2 separate regions of the Homo sapiens genome follow, and region 2 is linked to region 1. Evidence: chromatin loops called from intact Hi-C (ENCODE). Cell type or tissue: GM12878. All regions are shown on one strand. Each heading gives the region's core, and the rest is flanking DNA. Links, peaks and the distances in the headings are about the cores only.

Region 1 (5,392 bases), core at 316-5,315:
AATAACAAATCAAAGTTAGCAATATATAAGATTTAGGTAGGGTTTTTTTTTAAACATATTTTGCATCAGATTTTCTCTAATTTCATTCTAGGAATTAGATATATCAGAATCTTCTCAGGATTCTGAATCTTTTTTTTAAAAAATCTGAATAATTATTTTAGCCCTACCTTTGTAGATTCTTATTCCACTGTCCTTTGTGTGTGTATTGTTGGGTATGGTATCAGAAATTCGGCTATTAAAAAATTCCCCAGATTCTGAAGTGCTTGGGAAAACACTGTCATAATAAATAAACTGGCAAATAGCAATTAAAAAATGGCAATTAACATGGCCAGTATTTGAGATCAGCATATCTTCTTAAAGTTTATCCCAGACTTTCTACATGCTGGTCTCAGCCTGGAATGTCCTTTCTCTTCACAGGGCCAGAGTTTTACAGAACTTAGAAGTACCATTCACATGAAGAATAATATTATGTACAGGAGGCACCCTTTCCATAGCTCCCTGGAGTCCTGGGAGCCTATCGCCCTGAACCCTTACCTACTTCCACTCCTTCCTTTGCATCCCTCAAGTCTCAGCTTAAATATGAATTCTTCAAGGAAACCCACCCAGACCTGTGCCCCTAACCCCAGATGAAATGAAATATTCCTAACACTTTCCTAGCAACCAGTACTTTGCTGTAACATTTACTGATGTCAAAATTAAATAATAATGATTATGTTTTAAAATTTCTATTCTAATAATTATCATTTCTTCTGGAAATGAAGAGTATTCCTTCAGAGTTTCATAATCTATGTGTGGGAATCTGGACTTTTTCTATGGACAAAAGAAAGCTAATAAAAGAAAATACACATGAGAAAGAAATGATCAGATTCATATTCACAATATATAACTTAGCCTGAGTGCAGGGGATGGGAAGGAGAGGGAAGCGGGAAGGACCTACCAGTCAGGGAGGCCAGTTAGGAAGTCTGTGTAGATGAGCCCCTGGTGGAGTCCCAGCATAGCACTGATGAAGATGGAAAGATGTAGATGGAAAGATGATAAAATGGGTAGACTTGGGAGGGAGAAGAAATGATCAAGAATTGTGGATTGGAGACCAGATGCTCAGAAGTGGAAGGCAGGGCCAGGCACGATGGCTCACGCCTGTAATCTCAGCACGTTGGGAGGCTGAGGCGGGTGGATCACTCAAGGTTAGGAATTCAAGACCAACCTGGCCAACATGGTGAAACCCCATCTCTACCAAAAATACAAAAATTAGCTGGGCATGGTGGCAGGCACCTGTAATCCTAGCTACTCGGGAGGCCAAGGCAGGAGAATCATCGCAAGAACCTGGGAGGCCGATATTGCAGTGAGCCAAGATCGCGCCACTGCCCTCTAGCCTGGGTGACAGAGTGAGACTGTCTCAAAAAAAAAAAAAAAAAAAAAGAAAAGAAAAAAGAAATGGAAGGCAGGAAAAGCTGATTTCTGAGAAGGTGATGGCAGTCAGCTCTGCACCATCGTATGCTTAATTAAAATATCTAATACGGTTTAATTAAGTATGCAATGGTGCAGTGCTTCTGAACACGTGGGATCTTGACCAGCTACTACAGCATCTCCTGGGAACTTGATAGAAATGCAAATTCTCAGGTCCCCACTCCTGACTCGCTGACTCAGAAACAGAGGGGAGAGGGGAGAGGGGAGAATCCCAGTCATCTGAGTTTTAACAAGCCTTCCATGTGATTCAGAAACATGCTGCCATTTAAAACCAACTGCAACAGTGCTTCAGTGTTTGGGTATAAGTATCAGCTCTTCCACTTAGCAGCCTATGAGACCTTGACCAGGTTAGTTCATCTTTCTAAATCTCCTTTTCCCTCCTGTGTAAAATAAAGATTGCAAGACTTATGTTGAGTTAGATAAAGCACATAGCATTATAATTAGCAATTAATAGTTATAATGCTTGATGTTTTTTGTCACACACACATGAAAACATATATCTATGCCACAGCCTTTGGTAGCAAATAAAACTGACTTCCTTGCTGTCTGTTGGGAGGAGAAATGCTTGTAGAGGACCCTTAATTTATCCAGCAGGAAAAGAGCTACAAATTTATTCTCCTATGTTCTAATCATAGCACTAGAGACCAAAGAAAATTTTTGGTAAGGTAAAGGATTAGAAGCATGTGTAATTATTTTTCATGAAAGCACAGGAAAGTTGATATTAAAGGCCTTTAAAGGGACAAATCTCAGCACGTTGTACTTTTATGTTTGAAAGGGAGAGAGAGAGACAGGTTCAGGGCCAGAAAGAGCAATGATCCATAAGGCTGGTACTTTGATTAGAGGAAAGGCTACTGGAATCTAGTTAGGCATCCATCCTTTTTACTTTCAATTTCATCCTTAAAAGTTGTCTGGATCAGGCCAGCTCTGTCCGCCAGTTCTTAACTACAAAGAGTTGGGAGATGGTACCTCAAGACAGCCCATCTTCTTCAATCATTTTGAAGGAAACTTTGGCGATAAAAGCAGAACTGTGAGCAGGTACATTTTAATTCATAGTTAACAAAAGAAACCATTTTCATTCTGCATGGCCAAATACCAGGCTATTAAAAAAAATGTATCAATGTGATAGGGGATGCTAAGCAAGGCTGCATATGTGAGTATAACTGACTGGTAAAAAATAAATTGAACATGAAAAGACTAATGCTTTGTCAAAGTGGAACAAAAATGAGCAAGGAATACAAATTGCTGGAGATAATGGTTGCCATGGCAATTGTTTGTCCAGGCCCAAACTGTGGTAACTTAGGTAAGAGTAACAGAAAATGAAAGCTTTTAGTAGCACTTCCCCACTATGATTTTGTTGCTGCTGCAGGCTTGGTTAGTATGACTCAATATCCCTTCCTGGCCCTCTGGAAGCCCCAACACAATTATAATTTGCTAAATAAGGAAGAAGGAGATTTGCTTAAATCCCACTCGGAGCAGCAGGTCGTTTCTGAAATCATCATTATTTACCAAACACACCAGACGTTTCAATGTGGGGTGATGTGAGTTGGCACAATTTTTCTGATGCCCCACTCCCCCAAAAAACAAGTAGCTTCCTTCTACTAAAATATATAGTGGTGGGATTAAAAAAAATCAGGGTTGCAAAATGCTGGATTGAAGAGGTAACACAACACCAGCAGCTCCATTTTCTTTCCTATGCATGGCTATCGATAGCCATTTCTCCCACATGATTACCCATCTGTTTGAGATGCTTACTGCATCATGCAAATGAAATGCACCTGTTTGCAGAAAGACACGAATAATCTGGTTTCCAAGTATTCTTGGCTCTCAAACTTGCCTTTATTGACTCCGTGTGTGTGTGTGTGTGTGTGTGTGTGTGTGTTTTCCTTTCATAATCAAATTATTCTGACTCTAGATTTTCCAAATTCATCTTTTCAACTTTCCTATGAAAGGTGTTTAGGGGAGAAAAACTAAAATAATTAATGAATCACATGGGAAGAGAAGGAGATTTTGGAGGAGAGGAATGGTGTAGAAAATCAGGTTGCCCATTCTCCTATGTTCTGTAACCATAATTTAGAATCTTATCTTGCATGGTTTGTTGGTGAGAAATGTTAACATTTGCATTTCAAGGTAAAGAAAGGCTTTTACTGATGGCCAGTCACCAGGGAAACTTAATGAGAAGTTACAGTGGTTGGATTTGTAGCAACTTGTTTTCTGTAGTATCCAGGCAGCAGACGGCTTTGTGCACACAAATACAGAAAGTGGACTGCTTGTTAGGTATCATATCTAATTAGCTAGAACCCAAAAAACTTCTGCTAATGATATTTTTATGCCAGGAGAGTTTGAGACATTGCACTCCAGTTTGGATGTTTTTAAAGAGTAAGAATCTGCAGGAATTACACACACAAATAAAACTGTTAACAGATACTTAGAGCTGTACACCTGTTACATCATTGGATTCTCACCACAATAGCATGAGGTTGGGTATCAGTTTTCTATTGTTGCTGCAACAAATTATCACAAACTTTGACCTGAAATAACACCGTTGTATTATTTCACAGTTCTGTAGGTCTGAAGTCCAACACACGTTTTGCTGGACTAAAAGCAAGGTGTTTGCAGTGCGTTGTTCCTAACTGGATGCTCTGGGGAAGGAACCTGATATCATGCGCATTCATGGTGTTGACCGAATCTGGTTCTTTGTGGTTACAGGACTGAGGTCCCCGGTTCCTTCCTGGCTGTCATCTGTGACCATCTTTAACTAATGGAAGCCTCTGTCCAGCCCCTGCAAGTAGCCCCTCTGCATCTCTGAGCTAGCTAGAGTATCAAAGCCTTCTGCTTGGAATCTCTCTGACTACTGCCACTTTGCCCTGCCTCCAGGTGCAGAAAGTTCTCTCTAATTAAGGACTCATGATTGGGCCAACCCAGATAACCCAGGGTAATCTCTCTATTTTAAGATCATTGATTAGTATATTCAATTATATCTGCAAAGCTCGTTTTGCCACGTGGCATCACATATTCACAGGTCCCAGAGATTAGGAGGTGAATGTCCTTTTTGGGGGACATTATTCTGGCATAAAAGGTGGGTAATATCATTATCTCCATTTTGCAAAAAGAAGGCACTAGTTAAGGTGGTTAAGTAACCCGACAGAGGTAACACAACTAGTAAATGGCAGAGTCAGAATTCAAATGCTGTCTTGACTCAAGAAGTCAATCTTTCAAATACTATACTGTATTGTTTCCAAGTGACTAATTGGTAATGTAGGTGGAAGTTATTATAAGCACCTTCTCCCTCCTGCCTCCAAATGCATTCCTTAATGTGCAAGTCATTTCATACTGAGCTGGAAATTATTTGTCAGAAAGTATGCATGGAAGAATTAATACTGTGGAGATACTCAGGAGCAATATCAAATAGCCCTTTAATAGCTTTTCATCCAGTTAAATTGATCAAATTGTACTGGAGACGCATGGAAATTCTCAAAAATGCTTCCTCGACCTCCTGTAGTAGATTTCATTATGGTTTCCAATTGGTTCCTCTTTCCTGTTATGGAATTCCATTTCCCTACATTTACTATGACTTAATGATAGATTATGTATATTTCCATGCTCTTTAACACTGGGCTTGCCTGAATAACTTGCTTTGATTATGGAGATATTAAGGTTAATAGTACTAACCAAGCTGTAAATGTATTTGAATAGTTTGTGTTTTTCTCTTGTGTTCCCATGATCTCCCATGAAAAGGACATTCAGTGGGCAGCTGCTAGACCCTGAATATTGAAGGCATGCAGAGTAGAACTAAACCCAACCCACAGCCTAGAGCCCAGCCCAACCCAGCCCAAGCAAATGAGCCAAACCCCACAGACCTGAAATCTATGAATGAGAAAAGTAAGCCCTTGTTTTTGTCAGACACTGAAAATTTCAGAGTTTTCTT
Region 2 (5,392 bases), core at 136-5,135, 65 kb after region 1:
TATATTGCAAGAATGCTCTCTTCTGTGCACCAGATGAGATGGCACAGTAGTAGGGAGAGAAGTTCCTTGAAGCCATTCACAAACTTTGGAGACTTAGCAATGCTTTAACCACACATGGAAATGGCTGTAAACAAATAAATATATTCCCCTAATTAAATGCATTCCCATTAGTACTTCTACTTAGCAGAGATTCCCAAGAGGAAGCCACTTCAAATCTGCCCTACACAAGGGGAAATGTGATGAAAAGGAAGTCAGAATAAAAAACGATGGTAGACAATAGATTTTAGTTCAAACACCCAAATTCTACAGATGTAACGAAAGCATATGATCATGTGAATGCTTTTCTGGGATCCTTCTCAGATTCTTGGAGAGGTCCATGAACGTGAGGGGTCCTTAGGCCTATGGTTTATTTGTTTCATCATAAATCTACATATGATTCCATGCTATTTGTTTTCTGGGCCCTCTGGGAATTTTTTTTTAACTTAAAATGGACACAAAAGAGATTTATTTGCCTGGCACAATATTAATGAGAAAGCAATGTAATAAGAATGATCACATTTCAACACAAGACTCAGTTCTCTTCCCTCCAATGGACTACTTCATGAAGTTCCTTCTGTTCCCTTGTAACTGACTTAGCCAAAATTATCAAGGGATCTTACTTTACTTGTTGGCTTCTTTCAACTCAACTTTGCAGTCAGACATATACTAATTTCAGATTTTTCTGATCTGAAGTTGAAGGCTCATTGTTAGTTTAATTTCTCATGTGATTATATCATAACCTCAGCTCTCTTCTGATGAAGATGGGTCTCATGAATCTGTGCAATGTGATGTACTCATACTCATTTTTGTGTGTATCCCCATGTGTAAGATAAGAATTGAGATTACTGGGGTCACAGGAACTGGATGACATGTTCATTGCACACTATGACCACAGCCTAATGTCTGAGTCTCTGACTTCCTATCCAATCATTAGGCCTGGACCATCACTGATGTGGATGATATGGATGTGGCAGGGAGCCCCCCACTGAGTGAGTTTAGCAATGTGATATAATCTACTCTCAGGGTTTGGGAGCAACAAAGTTGAGGTTTCCCTGTGTGTATTCCTCATAGTAAGCAGTCTTTGTAATGCCTATATGAAGTGTGAGCAACTGTAACATCTAATTCACCCAGATAGCAACTCTTGATTTTTAATTTTCTGGAAATAATGGAGATATCCAGTCTTTATGGATGGTGAGGATTTTCAGGGTCTGGGGTAGTAGAATAAATTTCTATGACTTCTCCCTGTTGGCTCCATGGACAGCTTTCAGATTTTCAATGACGTCTGTTTCCTTGCCAGCCAGCAAGCACGTATAGGTGAGGACTGTGTTATCTTTACATCCCTAGACCTTAGTATACTGTCCAGTACCTAATATTAGCTAAAAAAAAGTTTGTTACTACTGATTCTGTTCTAGCAATATTCTTATTAGACTAAATATTCCCATAGGTCAGAGGTTGTATTTCAAACATTTCCTTCCCGAGATTACCTGACTGACACATGATAAGCTTCTAAGATATTTGCTCATTTGAATCAATGTATTCAAATTACATTAGTATTAAATGGATCAACACAGTCACAGAGCAGATAATTGGTTTTCCTTCTAATGTTTCTCTTCTTCCTATAACCTGGGTCAACAGAATATAAATATAGTCATATGTTAATAAATTTTAAAGAAAACTTAATTTGTCTGTGGTCTACATGTTCTTAAAGAACATTGAGCACCAAAAGTTCTTTAAAAAAAATGACAAAGGGAAGACAGGGACTTCTTAAAGTAAAATAGTTTGCCCCATTCCTTGATTTTTGAAACAATGTAATTGAATGCAGTTGTATAACACAATTCACATTTCAGAACTGAGATGTTCTTACTTGCCAAGTGGCACTTGCTGACTTCCCATTCACTCTTTATTCTATTATGCACTTACTATTGGTTTTAGAGTAATTTCTTTGTGAATGAAATTGTCCAATCTCAATTTCCAACATGGCTTGCTCCATTTTAACATTCAGCGCCCTGTTCTCCTAACACACCTCGATCATTCATTGAACCTTGCCTTTCTACACTCCTTTAGATGGCTTTATGAAGATGAGTATACAAGTTAAATATTAGTCATACTTCAGGACTCAATTCATTTGCATTCTCTAGAAAACCTTCCGTGATTCTTTAATGATGCAAACACAATGCCACACTCATTCTTTGATTGTTTTTCATGTCTCTAGAAGTCGAGCTTCTTGAAGCCAAGGCTGCATTTTATTTGCTCTGTCTTCTGCACTCAGTACAATGATGGATGCAAAGTAAGATCTCAAAATGTTTAGAGACTGACTGATGGGCTAACTCTGTGGTTCTCAGCTGAAAGTGATCTTATGCTCCTATTCATGAGACATTTGACAACATCTAAATACATTTTTGATTGTTTAAACAGAGAGCTGTGGAAGCCGAGAAACCTTCAACTAATGGAATGAATACTACCTCCACTTTATCTTCATAGACTAAGACAAAATGTCAAATGTAGTTTTAATACATAGAGCTCAAGGTTACAATTTGCCTTCCCATCATTTTTTGTTGTTGTTGTTTCTGAACTTTTCGGTTTATTTTTCAAGGAAAAAAAAAACAACATAGAGTGACTCCATAGTTTGGGAACTTTATTTTTTTAATTTTTTTTTTTTTTTTTTTTTTTTTGAGATGGAGTCTCACTCTGCCACCCAGGCTGGAGTGCAGTGGCGTGATCTCAGCTCGCTGTAACCTCCACCTCCCAGGTTCAAGCAATTCTCCTGCCTCAGCCTCCTGAGTAGCTGGGATTACAGGCAGGTGCCATTGTAGCAGGATGAGTGGCAGACAAATCCTCTCAGACATGGAGTTGTAGAAGGAAGGGCTTTATTCAGCTGGGAGCATGGGCAAGCTACTGCCTTAAAATCCGAGCTACCTGAGTGTACAATTTCTGTTCCTTTTAAGAGCTCACAACACTAAAGATTTCACATGAAAGGGTCGTGATTGATTTGAGCAAGCAGTGGGTACGTGACAGGGGCTGCATGCACCGGTGGTCAGAGTGAAACAGAACAGGGCAGGGAGTTTCACAATGTTCTTCTATACAATGTCTGGAATCTATGAATAACACCAGTTTCTAAGTTATGAGTTGATTTTTAACCACTAGGTTTAGGCCAGGCAGGCCCAGGCCTGGTTTTGGCCCTGGCACTGGGCTGCCTGTCTTTGATTTCACTTCCTTGTTTTTTTTTTTTTTTTTCTTAAAACAGGTACTGAGCATAAAACAATATAAAACCATATGAGAGGGTCTCTCTCTTCCCTCACCATCATGCCCAGGTAATTTTCGTATTTTTAGTAGAGATGGGGTTTCACCATGTTGGCCAGGCTGTTCTCGAACTCCTGACCTCGTGTTCCGCCTGCCTCAGCCTCCCAAAGTGCTGGGATTATAGGTGTGAGCCACTGTGCCCGGTGTTTCAGCTAGTAAGAAGACAAATGCAAAGCTTGTTTTCTTGAATTAATAAAAATGTAATGCCTTCCAACTAAGTTTTCGGGTTAGAATTGTGAATACAGAAGTGCACCTAATGTAGTCAAAATTAGCTACCAATTTCAAGTCACATTACTGAATAAATTAGATTCCAGTGTTTGTCTATGTACATGTTGTTATTAATTACCCAGTAGTATTCCCCAACCAGCGTTTCAGAAATAATTGAATTTTTAAAAAATATCCTTAGAACACAAAGAAGTGTTCTTTCAAAGAACATGCAAACATGCAAACAAACAAAAAGCAAAAACAAAACCCCCCAAACTCAAGAGATTTTACTTAGGATTATAAGGAAATACATACCAATTTTGTAACCAACAACAGTGGCCACAAATATAGACTCTAGCACAGCAAACATAAAGAGTGTCTGCTCATGTGTATGTGTGTATGTTGATCTTCTGCAGCTCACAGATAGATAGATAGATAAGAGAGATAGATGATAGATAAGAGAGACAGATGATAGGTAAATGAGAGAGAAAAAGTGACAGGTAGCAGGAGATTAATATAAATAAAACATATATGTGTACATATAAATAAGTATTCTGGAGAGTACACACACCCACACACATGCACATATACACACAACCCATAAGCACACACACATGACATATAGAGCCTATTCTCTTGGTCATTAAGCTAGCATACACTCATTGTCAAAATTTTAAAAGGCACTGAAAGAATAGAATGCAAAAGAAAATAAAAAACACTGGCATATGAAATTAAGCACTAGGCAAAAAAAGTTGTCCATTTATTATATTTCTGCAGTACAATGAGGGAAAACACAGATGCATCTATGTTTAGGAATCAATTTCTATGCATTCTCCAGAAAACCTTCCTTGATCCTTTAGTGAAGTAAACTCAATGCCAGAAATTGAGGAACTGAGTCCTGAAGTGTTATTAGAAACATTCTCTACATAGAATTTATTATCCTGCCTTTTTTACTGAATATATAGTAAGTACAAGTTGACAATCCATTAAATTTTCTTTTAACGTGATTTTAAATGAACACATAAATTCAACACATTGAAGGTTTAGGGTTTTTTCATTTTTTATCATTGCAAACAGCACTATCATTACCATTGTATGTAACATTTCTTCATATTTAAATTTGTTTTGAAAGTAAAATTATCCTGAGGATTTTTATCCTGATTGTTTTTGAATGCCTTATATTGTATACATTATACCAATTCACAAAACTATTTTAAAAGTAGCATTTAATTAACACGTAATATTTCACAATATGAATGTGTCAAAATTTATATTAATATTTTTATTTTTTATTGATAGATCATAATTGTACATATTTGGGGGTAACATGATATTTTGATACATACATACAATATGTAATGATCAAATCTGGGCAACTGGAATACCCATCATGTCAAACATTTATCTTTTTTTGTTTGTCTATTTTGAGACCATTACAATTCTTCTCTTCTAGCTATTTCAAAATATACAATAAATGATGTTAACTATGATTTTCCTACTATGCTTTTGAATACTAGACCTTATTCCTTCCATCTAACTGTGTTTTTGTACCCATTTACCAACTTCTCTTCATTCCCTGCACCCTCCCTTCCTGGCCTCTAGTAATCACCATCCTACTTGCTACCTTTTTAGCTCCCAAATATGAGTAAGAACATGCAGTGTTTTGTCTGGTTTATTGCACTTAACATAATGGCATCCAGTTTCATCCACGTTGCTGTAAATGACAATTCATTCTTTCTTGTGGCTGAATAACACTCCACTGTGTACATATACCACATTTTCTTTATCCATTCTTAAGTCGATGGTATCTTGGTTATTGTGAATAGTACTTCAATAAACATGGGAGTGT

Evidence for each region. Hi-C counts contacts between places; a loop is a spot of excess contacts. Peaks named below come from ENCODE experiments on the same cell type or tissue, not always from the same donor. Only the 100,000 strongest peaks of a DNase experiment are listed, where the experiment ranks them.
Region 2: it touches region 1 in a loop (2.2-fold over the local background); 2 of 110 quality-filtered maps call a loop at or near these places.

What each region holds. Positions count from the first base shown.
Region 1 is chr20:55,049,889-55,055,280 of GRCh38, forward strand. No RefSeq gene overlaps it. Among named protein-coding and RNA genes, the nearest start is that of LINC01440, 370 kb to the right of the region's middle. In GM12878, for the core only: no CTCF peak of the experiment used is centred there; a DNase peak (open chromatin) is centred at 2,779.
Region 2 is chr20:55,114,631-55,120,022 of GRCh38, forward strand. No RefSeq gene overlaps it. Among named protein-coding and RNA genes, the nearest start is that of LINC01440, 310 kb to the right of the region's middle. In GM12878, for the core only: no CTCF peak of the experiment used is centred there; DNase peaks (open chromatin) are centred at 2,261, 2,941 and 3,201.